Regions from separate parts of the Mus musculus genome. Here region 2 is linked to region 1. The links are chromatin loops, found by intact Hi-C in ENCODE. Cell type or tissue: left cerebral cortex. All regions are shown on one strand.

Region 1 (2,500 bases):
CAGACACACACACACACACACACACACACACACAGACAGACACACACGGGCAGGGAGGGGCTAGGCTGTTTCTGAAATATCCCCCTCTTCAAAAATCACAGCCACTGCTTAATAAATATGTTCAGTCACAGATCTTATGCTGCAGAAAGTCTGCCACAGTGTGGATTGCAGAAACAGAGGCCTGAATTTAAAGAGATGTCTCCTGGCTGGTGTCTTGTGGTTCAAAGCAGATTTCTTGGCCTCGTTTAGCCTCAGTTTGCTTATTTACAAAGAGAGGGTAATGAGGTTCACCATAGAAGATAGCAAATCTTAAGCACAGAGCCCATAGAAATCGCTCAAAGATGTGCATTTACTTTCATGTCTTTCTCATTAAGGATCTATTTTTCTTTAAGTAGTATAGCTAATTGGTAAATGGTAGGTGGGTACGTTCAACGAGATTGCGGAGAAGGAAAGTTCAGATGGATGAGTTAGAGTAGTGTGTGCACACTCACAATCTGCAGGAGACTCTTGACTTGTTCCTCAGGTGTCATCTCACCCACCCTTCCTCCCTCCCTCCCTCCCTCCCTCCCTCCCTCCCTCCCTCCCTCCCTCCCTCCCTCCCTTTCTCCCTTCCTTCCTTCCTTCCTTCCTTCCTTCCTTCCTTCCTTCCTTCCTTCCTTCCTTCCTTCCTTCCTCTCTTCTTCCCTTTCTTCCTTTTTATGTGGGTCCCTGGGAGATCAAACTCAGGTCTATGTGCTTGCAAGGCCAGCGCTTTACCCACTGTGCCCCCACTCCAGTCCTGTAGCCATATTTCTTAAAGGGTATCTGGAATCTGGAGCCTAGCCTGTATGTGACAATAATTGTAGCTCAGGCAGGAGTCGCCTTTTCTTCTAGACAGGTGAGGTCTCAAGAGTAGACTGGAAAAAAAGCTGAGGACACAGGGAGCCATGGACAACTTATGTGGGAAAGAGGCTTCTCTGGTCACCCTCTTTCTGAACCCCATAAGCTGCCCAAAGACTTCACTAAGCTTCCTTAGAGTTTAATTTACATCCAGCCAGTGAGTGGAGCTAAAGTTTCATGAGACAGAGGATCATCCAGGAGACCTGCTCAGGAATTCCTGCCTGGCATCTCCCTTCAGTAAGAATCCAGCTTCTCTCTCACCTCACAGAAGCAGCTCACTGAAGAGCTTAGCTCAGCCTGGTGCAGCAGAGGGTCACACTTCCAGACAGTCTCTTTGTGCTATGTCTCACCCCCCTCTCCTCTACCTTGTTCTGCTTTCACGATCACGGCCCCTGGCATGCTTAGGGCTAAATCCACGCAGTGTTAGCTGGGTTTTATTAAACTCCCTAGCCTGGAGATAACAGGGCTGCAGACTTCTTTCATTCTTTGCACCAAAGAATGAGCACATATAGGCCTTTTGACTCTGTAAGCCAAGCAGTTTGTTTAAAGCAAGGATTAAAAACTCAAGTGAGGAGCCTTGTCCATGAGCTGGGCTGGCTTGGGATGGGGTGGGAAGCTTACTGGGAGAGATGAGTGGGCTGAGGACAACAGGAACTGGTGGGTTCTCCATACCAGAGACCATAGGGCTTTCTCACTATGGGACTGGAGCAGCTTGGTGGGACTGCAGGGTGATAGTTGCCAGATTCTTCAAGATTTCAAAGAAAAATGTACAGATGGATTATTTGGATGAAAATTTCCAACTTTTCAAGCACATTTTGGGCCAGAAACCACATTTTTGTTTTGTTTGCTTACTCATTTTGAAGGTAGAGGGACAAGAGAATGAACCTGATTCTACAGCCCCTTTTCTAACGTTGACCCACATCTGAGATATCTGAGATAGAGTCTTAAACGCAACCTAAAAGGCCCATTTTGTGCAGTGCTTCACTGGGGATTAGGTGTCTAACGTGAGTTGGAGCAGGACACACATTCAGAGTGCTCAAGACTGGCCCTGTCAACAATTAGTCACGGATAGGGAAGGGCTCACGAGGCCTTGCCCTTTACTGCTGAACTATTGGCTACTGACAGACCCTGGAGATCTTTGGTTGTACATCCATTGATGAGCCCACCAGGTGCTAATCCTGAGGTCAGGACACAGCACATCCTTGGTTATCATCAGTAAGTTATAATATAAGGCAAAGAAGAATGTGAGACAGATATTTGTAGGGAAATGGGGGGGTGTAGACAAAGGTAGGGGGAGCTAAGAGAGGATAGGGAGTGAGAATAATCAGCATGCGTCTTTTCATGTGTGCATGAAATTGTCATGAAAAGAATCTCACTAAGAAGAAAAGTCAGTGATATCACACCCAGAAGCCCAGGATTTGAAGTCGAAGGGCTTTGTAAGTTTAAATCCTGCCCAAATCATCACCAGATTCAACATATTGGACACATCAGCTCCACACTCAGTCTCATCTTAAAACAAAGTTAGTGATATCCACTTTGAAAATGAATATTATTAGGGTTAATATGTACAAACAACCAACACAGTGCCTGGTTCTCAGTGGTAAACGATGATGTTTATCTA
Region 2 (2,500 bases), 640 kb after region 1:
TCCTGAACAACTGGAGTGGGGCTATACCAAAAGTTGTTGCTTGTACATATATTCTTCTAGCTGGGTTGCCTTGTCTGGCCTCAGTGGGAGAGGATGTGCCTAGTCTCACAGAGATTTGACTTGCCAGGGAAGGAGGATACTCAAACAGGTCCCCACCCTCTCAAAGGAGAATGGGAGGGAGAATAGGGGAAGGATTGTAGAAGGGGTGGACCAGGAGGGGAGCAGTGAGCATGATGTAAAGTGAATAAATAAATAAATAATAACTATAACAACAAAATAATAATTAGAATGGCTCACAGTTGTTGGGAGAGATTTTTGTTTTGTTTTGGGTCAGTACTTTTTTTTCTAGAACACTTTTCACAAATAACATCAAATAATACAGTAATATTATAAAATGAATGACATCATTTCTCCCACTACATCTAGGGAAGAACTTACAGACTTGGAGTAACTTATAAGAAAGACCCCAGACAGTCAAGTTCACATATGGAACTCAAGACTACGGTGATGTTTATTCTAATCAGGTTTTATTTCCTGGAGAACTTACCTCTTCTGATGGGACTTTAGCTTTTCTGATTTTACAACATGCCTTTTTTTTTTTTAAATCTATTTTCAGGACTACCATATCTGCAATAAATCTAAGTTTCCTGTATTTGTGATAATCTATTATCTACAATCTACTAAAGTAACAAAAATCTAGTCTATGGAACTTGTGTTTTCTTAAATCAAGCACAAATGTATTTTCATTATGATGTATTGAAGATCTCCAGAAAAACAAAAACAAAAAACAAAAAAACCTATTCAATTTTTCCCTGGAGTACTATTTATGCATGCATCTTTCCTCAAGCCTTTAAGATATGATATACCCAAAGAAAAATCATGAAACAGAAGTAAAAAGACAGTTTTTTTTATAAGAATTATTGAAGGAGACCACCCAGAACCAGAAAATTAGGAGAGATTAATTTTTTATGCCTGAGCTGGAGATCTATTTGTTAAGCAGTATTAATGTAGGGCAGTGAGCTAGCTTTTGCATGCCTGTGAAGCAATACATCTCTTAGTTTACCCCTTTTGTAATTAATTCAGGCCTTAATTGTATTAGGTAAGGGGTGGAGAATTTAAAAAGCAGGCTTAAATGAATCTGGGAGCATGAATTTATTACTGTGGTAGAAGAGCCTCTTCCCTGCCTCTCTGTCTGCTTCAGAGTTTCCTATGGGCCATAAATCACAGGCTGGACTTGTTCCCTAGGCTGATAACAATGCTCGCAATTGATTGGTGGGCTCATAAAGCTCTCAGCTTACGATTTCCATCCTTGCCCATGATTCGGTATGCCTATCTTCCAATGAACTAATAGACTTCTCCCGTCCTGGTCTTGTGGTGAATTCTATTTTAGACTCACAGATCATGTGTGAGTTTTTCTACAGTGTTTCTGAAATGAACCACATGAAGGAACTTGCTGCTTCAGTTTTAATACAAGGCAATAATAAAGAATTGAGTTCACCCAGATCCTCTAAGGTCTTCTATTATACAAACTGTCACCCAACACCCACTTCCTGCCTCCCTCTCTGTCCTGTACTGTGTCCTTAGATGCTCCCTGCTTATTTGTGCTGTTTTGCCTGTGGGCCTGGGCAAGCTGAAGGGCCTGTGAGTTCACAGTCCTTCTTTGCTTTCCACCCATGCACTGGGTTTTAATTAATGTCTGAGTGAAGCATGAATATGAAAGTTCATTTATTTTCTTTCACTTCAGGGTATGTGTACAGGGAAAAGGGCAAAGAAGTAAAACTTATGCTTCAGTCATAATATGAGGATCACCCTGAAGCTGGGACTTGTTTTGAAGACCCCTGAGGATTGCCATTCCACCCCTAAAACTTCTCTTCTTCCTTCCCTTTAGTTTCTTCTGGGAAGCACATATGTGTGTCTCACTGTTCTCTTCTGAAGTCGCTCCACCAACACCTTTCATACACCACCACCTTTCCCTGAGCCTACCCCAAAGCCCACCCCCATTCAGTGATCTATCTCAAAGCAACCTTCCCGACAATAACAGAACATGACATTGGCCTACATAACTTAACCCCAGTTTCCCAAGTACCTGATAAAGGTTACATCTCTAAATTGAAGAAGAGTCACATGACCCTGACCTCTATCCACCCCATTTGTGATCCATGTAGCAGGCTGATGTGAAGAATCAAGAACTTCTTCATGCAGAACTGATTTACTGGTAAGCATGTTTGAATTGTTACCTCCTCTACATATGCTGTAAGAATTTAGACAAGTTGCTTAATTTTGCTAAGGATTAGCTTTCTGTTTTCTAAATACATGGAAATTAATATCTGTTTCTAATATCTGGAACTAATTTCTGTGACTAATACTTGTTTAAAATGAGGATAGAACAATGTGAAGTGGGATTGCTTTATAATTGTGAAGGATTAGAGGAAAGAACGTGTGCTTTGGATACGGATTCAGCATCTGTAACAATGTAGCTTCAGGTGATGGGCTCATTTTG

What was found. Peaks named below come from ENCODE experiments on the same cell type or tissue, not always from the same donor. Only the 100,000 strongest peaks of a DNase experiment are listed, where the experiment ranks them.
Region 2: a loop joins it to region 1, with 2.6 times the contacts of the local background. A loop is called at or near these places in 2 of 42 quality-filtered maps.

What each region holds. Positions count from the first base shown.
Region 1 is chr2:94,570,707-94,573,206 of GRCm38, forward strand. No RefSeq gene overlaps it. Among named protein-coding and RNA genes, the nearest start is that of Gm24318, 50 kb to the right of the region's middle. In left cerebral cortex, a CTCF peak has its summit at 1,043; a DNase peak (open chromatin) is centred at 1,069.
Region 2 is chr2:95,209,170-95,211,669 of GRCm38, forward strand. No RefSeq gene overlaps it. Among named protein-coding and RNA genes, the nearest start is that of Gm13794, 180 kb to the right of the region's middle. In left cerebral cortex, no CTCF peak of the experiment used is centred here; a DNase peak (open chromatin) is centred at 1,458.